2 separate regions of the Homo sapiens genome follow, and region 1 is linked to region 2. Evidence: read pairs that join two places in POLR2A ChIA-PET (ENCODE). Cell type or tissue: PC-3. All regions are shown on one strand.

The links. ChIA-PET counts read pairs that join two places held together with the same protein. Peaks named below come from ENCODE experiments on the same cell type or tissue, not always from the same donor. Only the 100,000 strongest peaks of a DNase experiment are listed, where the experiment ranks them.
Region 1: POLR2A ChIA-PET joins it to region 2 with 9 read pairs; 2 of 35 experiments call an interaction of 5 or more read pairs at or near these places.

The regions. Positions count from the first base shown.
Region 1 is chr10:53,954,463-53,959,462 of GRCh38, forward strand. The region is part of intron 23 of PCDH15 (protocadherin related 15); the gene reads right to left. Among named protein-coding and RNA genes, the nearest start is that of MIR548F1, 650 kb to the right of the region's middle. In PC-3, no CTCF peak of the experiment used is centred here; no DNase peak of the experiment used is centred here.
Region 2 is chr10:53,902,162-53,907,161 of GRCh38, forward strand. PCDH15 (protocadherin related 15) reads right to left here. Exons shown (of 38, transcript NM_001384140.1): 26 at 1,082-1,209. Among named protein-coding and RNA genes, the nearest start is that of MIR548F1, 700 kb to the right of the region's middle. In PC-3, no CTCF peak of the experiment used is centred here; DNase peaks (open chromatin) are centred at 2,510 and 2,900; H3K4me3 peaks cover 815 bases; H3K27ac peaks cover 1,493 bases.

The DNA of each region.
Region 1 (5,000 bases), 52 kb after region 2:
CGTATGCCAAATAGTAAATGCGAACTCTGAACCATTTTTGATCAAGGTCTTCACAATGCTAGTTTTCAGCTCATAACTCAAATTTACACTTTGCCATTATGCTTTCATTTTTATTTTCTTTATATTTTACTTCTGTGACCAAGACACTGCAACTTCTCAGAAAACTGGAGAAAGTAATTCATTGTATAAAATATTCAACCTTTAGCTTGAAGTCCAGAAAGGTTTGGCTTGGAATATGTAATGTTAATACTCATTAAACTGAAATCACTAAAAATACAGATTTTTAAAACAACCAGAAATGTTAATCTGAGATTTGCTTTGAATTAAGAAAATAAATATTCATTCTCTTGATATTTTAAGAACAATTTACTTCACTAACGCATATTTAAATGTAAAAATGTTTCTATTCTATCATTAGCTCATGTACCCCATGGTGCATTCTAACTAATCAGTCATTTTAAAATCACTGTGGCAATTAAAATCTATGAATCTGTAAATTGTTTACAATCACATGTTTAATGTGCTAGGTCTTCACCTACACCATTTCCCCTTTTTCCTCAACAACTGAGGTTGAACTAGGACACAGTTGCCTAGCAAGGAACAGCATTCCTCTCCCCTAGTTAGAGCTAAATGTAGACCCGTACCTGGATTCTCACAACGTAATGTGAGCTGAACTGAAATGTGCAATTCTCACCTCACTTGGTTAAGGAAATCTCTAGATGTGGACTTCTGTCTGGTTTCCCCTTTCTGCTGACTAAAATGGTAATAATGAGTTATTTTGAAATAGAGTGTTGAAGATGGTGACCCCTGAGTTGTCCCAGGTCCCTGAACTTTAAACCATTGATATTTGGTGGTTTCCTATTACAGTGACCTAAACTACCCTAACTCAGTCTGATTACCCTGAGATTTAATGATTTAATGACTGTCTAATAGAAATAAGTCAACGGAGTCAGTGACAGAACGGGGACGTATGGGTCAATAATTCAGTTAAACATTCTACGATAAATAAATACTTTATCTTTAAAATCTCTCTTTTATACCTAATCATTTGTTAAATGCTAATTTTTCCTATGGAATTCAAACACAAGTATTGGAACGAAGACATTCCTGAGATGTAAAAGCCATGTGTACCTCAGCTTACAGTGCTAGATTACTGCTTTCCATTTGTAACACATTACCTTCCCCTACACCCTACAAAGAACATAAATCTTGAGCTATCATTTTTATATTTCCCCCAAATTTGATCACAAGAAGTAGAAGTTTTTTCACTAGGAGCAATCCCAACACGAAAGACCATCCTAATAATCAAAAATTAATAATGTCATTTAGCATCTCTGGGAATAATGTGCATCCAGTTGAGGCAGTAAAATGAATTTGAAAAAATTAGAGAAGAATGAGGCATATGAGGTTGGCAGAAACCATTCTGTGCTTCACTTTTTTTCATTAAGAAAGGAAAGTGTGTTGGCCTCTAAAGCAGCCTGAAATGGCATAGGCATATTGCCAAAGCTAGCAATTGAACATATTAAAAGAAAATACCATACAGAAATAAAAATATTCTACCATGAATATTTTCATATTTCCATATATTCATATTTTGCAATATGAATGAGAATGACTTTTAAATATGATTAATTAATTATGCGATTAGTTGTTGGAAACTAATAAAATGTTGAACAACTTATATTAGTTGAAACAACAGTAGCTAATAGGACTAAGCCTGCTCAGGAAATGATGCAGACCACTTAGTTCCATATTTTTTTGGCCAGAAATCAGTCAAACGGCAGAATTCAGAATTCATCCCTAGTTAATAAGGAGAGGAAATGTAATCCAGCTATATGCCCGTGAGAAAAAGGATTTAGGAGGCATCCAGATACTGCTATGTATTTCCTCAATGGTCTTCAAAAAGAATGAAGAGATAATTGAAGATGATAATCATTAGCCTTAAGTTTCTTTATAGTTCAGTTAAAATTTTGGTTCAAATTTAGACCTATATAAACATTTATATTCAATTATTTGCATTTATCCAAAAAGTAGTGTCCTTGTTCATATTTGGCATAACATTTATTTTTCAAATTTTCTGGTTATTTGATAAAAAATTAATCCTTTTAAGTACTCAAGTACTACTAAATGCATTATGATCAAGATACTGATTCTTAGCATCTCTGGGAGTTATGTGTGTACAGTTGTGTATATTATTAATACACAGTAGGATGCAACAAGATTACCAAATTCTCTTTATAACTCAGAATAACAAATGAACTGGGATAATCAAGGGCAATTTTGTAATTGTTAGAATTCTGGAAGATCAAAATTCTCCCACATGTACCCATGTGACTGTTGTTAATTTTAGTACCATATAATTGGCTAACTTTTGCTCTCTAAGTTAACAACAACTTTATTAAGAGAATCTATTTGTAGTTAATAGTTCTATGCAGAGACGGTATGAAATGGTAAATTATACGTTGAACAACACATTCGCATTTTTAAAACATGGCATTAAGCAAAGATACTTAATAAAGAAAGTTAAATGAGCAATGCCCTGTTTCAATTTATGACCTTGGCCTCAATGCCACAATATTTTAGCTAAAAGAGAAGTCTAGAGGCATATTTCTATTGACAAGGAAATGAGCTCTAAATGAAAACCTAGAGAAACAGTACACCACTTAAGTTTATTTAAAGAGGAAGTTTAAGCAATATATCACTTTCTTCTCTTGGAGTTTCCAAAGATAATTAGACTTGCCGCAAGGGGCTTTGAAGAACACAGATGGGAATTTTAAGTTAAAACTGTGAGCGTTTTTTTGGATCCACTTAGAAGACTAAGTATATTTTTTGAGAACACCTGATCTAGATAATTTAGTGAGAAACAAAGTGAGTTTATATCCGTCCTGTTCTTGAGAACTCCAAAATTAACATGTTCAGAGAAGTTCTTCCAAAACAGAAAACTGTGCATAGGAGTCCCCCTTTATTTATGGGGGATATACTCCAAGACCTCCACTAGAAGCCTGGAACTTCAGATGACACCAAAGCCTATATTTACTATGTTTTTTTTTTTTTCCTGATAACCCAGACAGTTACTAAGTGACTGATGGGCAGCCTGGATACAATGGACAAAGGAATGATTCAGCTCCAGGGCAGAGTGACACAGGACAGCACAAGATTTCATCATGATACTCAGAATGCCATACAATTTAAAACTTACGAATTGTTTATTTCTGGAATTTTCCACTTAATATTTTCTGACCACGGTTGACCTCGGGCAACAAACTGTGAAAAATGATACTGTGGATAAGGAGGGGACTACTGTATTCCATAGCAAAGAATTGGAATCCAATCCAAAGGATTGGAAGCACAGGTTACTGTGTCAGAAAAAAAAGGAAAATAATAGATAATAATGTACATGTGGGTGAGAATAACCTTTTAAAACAGATTAAACAAGAATTCTTATTTGTTTTACATATGGTTTACATCTCGATGATTTACATACATGCTATGGAAGATTTTCTGGTAATTATATTACATAATTTAATTTTGTGTAGATTCTTCTAAACGCAGCTTTGTATGAGAGGATGAAACTGCTTGGTTCAGTGGGTTAAGTGCTTGCAGATGTATCCCTCACCTACCTTATTCCTCAGTACCTTAGCTGCTGTTCTAGCTTAAAATTATTAATTCATTCTAAGAAAGTAAAAAACACTAAAGTCATCCTAGAACATGATCAAGTTCTCCATTACCTGAAATATTCATTTTTCATTATCCTCAATTATTATCATCATCCAACTTTCAATTTTTCTTTGGATAGACTAAACTACTAAAATATTCTGGAATTTAATGTAGACTCCCACACCCCTTATTTATATTTCTGCATAGGCTGAATATTTGGTGTGGAATATCCATCTATATCTTTTTGGATTGACTAAACTCTACATTTCCTTCAATCTACAACTTAAAACTGTGTTAATCATGTTCAAATATAGTTAAGTGTCCCTTAGCCTGCTTCCTCAATACTGTGATCTTATTTCTACCATTGTGTTCTCACAGTGTATTATATTTTTCATATAGTTATTTGTTTCCAGAGATACCAGAGAGCTTGCTTTCTCTCTCTCTCTCCAGATAAGGACATGGCAAAAAGGCAGCTGCCTATTAAGACCAGAAGAGACCCTGAACCTGACCATGCAGACACCCTGGTCTTAAACTTGGATTGTCAGCTACCAGAACAATAAGAAAATAACTTTCTGTTGTGGCCGGGCACAGTGCCTCACGCCTGTAATCCCAGCACTTTGGGAGGCTGAGGCAGGTGGATCAGGAGGTCAGAGATCGAGACCATCCTGGCTAATGCAGTGAAACCCCACCTCTACTGAAAATACAAAAAATTAGCCAGGCATGGTGGTGGGCACCTGTAGTCCCAGCTACTCGGGAGGCTGAGGCAGGAGAATGGTGCAAACCCAGGAGGTGGAGCTTGTAGTGACCCGAGATTACGTCACTGCACTCCAGCCTGGGCAACAGAGCAAGACTCCATCTCAAAAAAAAAAAAAAAAAAAAAAAAAAGAACAGAATTTTCTGTCGTTTAAGCCACCCAATTTATGGTATTTTGTTATGGCTGCCTCAGTTGACTAAAACAGTATATATACTAACCATAAACTATAATATATAATATTGGTGTATATGCATATAGTGTATATATATAAATGTATATGTATTATATATGTGTATATATAGTGTGTATATATATATACACACAGTATATATATAAATTTATGTATACACACAGTATATATAAATACACACACTACATTTATATATATATATACACACTATATATATACACATGCACTACATATTTACACACACAAACGTACACACATACACACATACACACTGATTAGATGGAAAATATGATTGCAGATTGCATGCCAAAATTGGAAATTGAATGAAATGTTCCACCTGGCAATAATGAGAAACTAAAGATCTATTTCTCACCATTCAGATCATTAATTAGAATTGAA
Region 2 (5,000 bases):
AAATTAAATGTAATGAATGACAGATTTGTGGACTACTTTTAGTTAAACTGGTGATTCAGGTCAGGGGTCTGTACTTAGCATAGTGGAAGAGCTATTTTGCAAGCCCAACCCAATTAGGTTGAATTTTTTTTCTTACTGAGAGTGTTTGATAGGTGATAAAACTACACGTAAGAAGAGCTCTAATCATGGTGCTCCTGGTAATAGGAAAAGAAAGGCAATTACTCATGTGCAAAACTAGAAGCAATCAAAAGCTAGATTTGCCAGAGATGTTTAGGTTTTATGTGCAATTTACAGCTATTTACAAGTTAACCATTGAAATGCTGTCCAAAATTAACTCCGCAATTGAGAATCCAAAATGTTTAGCATCTAAACTTTTTCCTCAGTAAAATTCAATCTTTAAAATTTTTTCTTAGTAATAAAACATTAGTAATACACAGTTGATTAGAAATAGTCATAAACATTTGATTATAAACTATTATAAGAGTAATTAGTAATAAACATTTGATGATAAATAAAGAAAAAAATTGAAAACTTACAACTTTGGTCTTAGATACTGCATTTTTGAAATTCCAAGTAAGCCAACATTCTCTGAGACATCAAGGTTTTTGTAACTTTTAGTAAAGTACTAAAACTGGTAGTGTTATTTTTTTACTTTCATTCAATCAGCATTTAAAATTCACAATTTCAGAAAAAAATGGTTAATTTATTCCACTATTTCTTCTATTAGAAGTGGTAATTTTATATTTGTCATTAGAGATTTCATTTTGAGAATCTTTTGAGTTATCCTACTGGAGGAATACAAACCATTAAGAAAAGATATACATTTCAACATCTTATTCAATGTAAAACATCGTAAGTATTTTGTTACCATTTTCATAGTAAAATGAAACTCAAGAAGTTGCTTAGTGTTTACCTGATATAATCTGTATTGAGTTTAGATAACTAAACTAATATAGCTCCAAGTTTCAGGCTTTTGTTTATACAGCATAAGTATGCAGTTAATGCAAACTACAGGCTTACAGCTTATCTGCAAAACCTGAGCTTTTACTTTAGTTCTGTATATTAACATAATTCCGCATACCTTCACTCTGAGTACAGAAGTAAACATTCTTGCATCTTCAGATACACCTCCGATGTAGAATTTTTTCTGAAACACTGGGGGATGATTATTTTCATCCTGAATCTCAATGTATACTTTAGCTGTATTGCCTGGAGGACAAGAAACGATGCATTTTTTATTGGTGGTTATTCATGGGGGAAAAAATGCACTGAAGTAAATATTTGCTGCACTTTTTTTTGGAAACATTGAAAATAAATCAAAAGCCATTTCTAGATGCCATGCCTAGCACCCCCAAATTCAGGGGACACTGATAATGATGCTTCTGGTATAAAAATGTTAAGTTGCTGTTATTTCTTTTAATTACAATGTCCTGGTAGTTCACTTTACTTGATTTAATTTGGCACTAAAATACTGCACCCTGTTAATTTTAATGAAACAACTCTACTGTTCACGTTCACAAACACTTCACACACAATACCAGTTATACCAAAGGGACACAAATATATAAACCCCTTATGAAATAGTAGAAACTGCCATAAACTATTATATGAATATATATTTATTCTTAAGTATAAAATCAGCAATGGCATTTCTTTAGCTTAAAATTGTACAATAACTTTTATGTTTTAAGACTAAAAGTAACAGTGTTCGGGTGAGGTGTTTATTTCCACAAATGGAAAACAAGTTTTATCATGCCTTGGAAACTGTCAATGTTAGAGGCTAACATTCATTGAAAACAATGGAGCTGAAGATATGATTATGACTCATAAATGCTGCATTTTACCATTTAAATAACAGTAAATGTACCATAAATGATATGTCATCATCAAATGTTAGAACCTCCCTCAAATCATCACACCTTTAATGAGAAATGTGGTACTTGTCACTAGTCCAATAATGACCTTTTAAAAAACAATTTAATATGTATAAAAATAACTTATAAACCAAATAAAATGGGAAATAAGTGGCTATTCATTTTGTAAAAAAATAGTCAAATAAGTATTGCTAATGTATTACATAAGTCGACTTTTCTGATTCATTTCAGTTATGAACAAACGGCAATTAACGTACATACTATTTATCAAGGATGCCCTTATTTTGGTGTTTTACCTGTGTTTAATGCCTCCTGTACAATTTTAAGTAATTAACACCAGCCTACTTGCAGGATACATCATGGGTATACATTTGTATTTGTTGAATAAATTAATGAATGAATAGCTTGTATTAGTAAGAACTTAGAAATAGTCTTTTTTTTTTTTTTGCTTGCCCTTGGAAAGGTCAGACAGAACAGTGAGTTAACCTCAAGATTTTGCTCCTATCCTGCTGCTACTCATTCAGCTTTTCTCTGTTTGTCATCTGTGACCTGGAAGAGGTAGAATCAAGAGGAAAATCATGCTAGCGCAACAGATTAGAGAACCAACAGCGAAATAGGGCTAATAGCAGATTATGCTTCTCTATCCTGCAGTGCCAGGGCTCTGACTTGTACCTTAGTCAGCCACCACAAATCAGAATTCACCCAAAATGAAATCATTTTTAGTTCAGTAGCAGACCACTTTTATCTCTAGAATAAAAAATGCGAACAGCTCTAAATTTAAAAATAAAAAGGAATTTTAGAATATGTCACCTTTCCAATAACTTCTTTGCACTTTCATTCAGAAACATATACAATTCAAATGTGCTATTTCTTTTCAGAACTCTTAGAGTGACAGAGGTCTCGGAAAAATACTGATGACGTATATTTTCTTCTTTAAATGGGATGAGTCATTTAAAATGTTATACAATTTGCAAAGAACAAGAACTTTGTCATGACCTGTTCCCTTACCTCCCAACCCTAACTTCATATCTGGATGGTAACCAAATCCTACATGTCAGCCTCATAAGCAGGTAAATCATCACCTAATAAATATATCTTGTGTCATTTTTCTCTCAACTCCACAGCTGCCCATATACTTAAGTCTGTTGTTGTCTCACCTGAGTGACTAAACGTCATCTGCTCCCCTGTCGTGTCTTTCTAATGTGTCCTGCATTCTGATATAACAAAGACATCACAAAATACAAATAGGATACATTAAATCAAATGTTAAACCAACCACCATTCATATGTACATTTTTTTCTTTTTCTTGTTTTTTGAGATGGAGTCTCCCTCTGTCGCCCAGGCTGGAGTGCAGTGGCACGATCTCGGCTCACTGTAAGCTCCACCTCCCGAGTTCATGCCATTCTCCTGCCTCAGCGTCCCTAATGGCTGTGACTACAGGCATGCGCCACCATGGCTGGCTAATTTTTTGTGTTTTTTTAGTAGAGACGGGATTTCTCCATATTGGTGAGGCTTGTCTCGAACTCCTGACCTCAGGTGATTCACCCACCTCGGCCTCCCAAAGTTCTGGGATTACAGGCATGAGCCACCATGCCTGGCCGACAATTCTTAAAAATACCATGTGTATATTCATATCCATACTTATATGTATACTTTGTGCATATAAGTTTAAGATTCAAATACCAAATTGTTCCTATGAAAGCTCCTTTGATTCAGTGGCCTGTATCAGATATTAAGTGGTTTGTGGGAAAAGGCCTATGGATAACCCAAAATATGATTATATAACCTGAACATAATGGGGAGAGATGATTATACTTAATTATAATATTTTAATTAAATGATATTTATTTATATGAAAACTAATGACTATACAATACAAAATTCCAGAATACTTCACAACCAGCACACAAACAAAATCTCAAGAACATTGTTTAGACTTAAAAGAACTTATACATTTATTTATTTTAAAAAGCCACGATCATTTAGTTCTTTTCACAAAAGAGAAACAGTTATAATGCGATTTATAACAATACTGTATCATGAATTTTGAAATTTATGATGTTAGCTATATAGCTAATTATGTAGGATAGTTTGTAATAGTCAACTAAAAATAAATATAAAGTTGTGAAAAAGGTGTTTTCATTAAGTTTGTGACTTAGATGTTAGAATAAAAAAAATTGTTAACTTTTATTTTCCATAATGTAAAATAGACTAGTCTTCCTTTTTTTTTGCTTCTCCCTGATAACTTTAGGCAGTTGTTATGTATCCCTCCTTTGAAATGCTATAGTGCACTAAAAATGTTTCTTTCTATAAATAACCTTTCCAGAGCTTGGTTTACATTGCATTTAGTTATAAGCATGATTTTATTCTTATTAGATTTCAATATTCTTAAAGATGGAAATTGTATCTCCTACATCTATCAGTACTATAATGCCTCAGTTTGTAGGTAATTTTTCCGCTCAGATATTATTGTAACAAAATTTCTTAATTTTTGTTGAACAAAAAAGTTGATATTCAATTAATTTGTTAGCTTTCTTTGATTATAATCATGAGATTATGATTAACTGAAACAAAAAGTTAACTCTTAGAAGGATATGAGGGAGCTCACTAAATCAAAGTGAAGTAAGTCCAAAGAAGGCTTTTGGTACCACAAAATAATCAGGAAGTTGTAGAGCCTTTAAAGCAGCAGATGTTTGATTTTCTTGCAGATGAAATAACAGCAAACTCTCTTCTTTTATGTTATTTTACCCCACCCCTTATTCCTCTTTTTTTTTTTTTAAAGAAACAAACCAAAAAACAACCCACTAGGCTTAAGAATCATACCCTGGGGACACATTACCTGACTGTCCTAGTTTGGGTCATGTGCTTGCTCCTTGTCTCGGGAAGGAGAAGTCACCAGATTATCCACTTGAGAAGTCACTGGGACAATTATAAGAAATTGTAGTGTGTCTACTTAAAGAATGTAAAATAAATGTTGGCCAGTAAGAAAAGGAAAAGCAAATAAGTATACACCTATAGTTAAATCACTAGAACAGCGTTCTTTTTGACTTTTTTATTCATGTGTATACAATGTACATGACATCATCAATTTCCTTGGCTCACGTGCTTCCCCACTAAGGATTGTA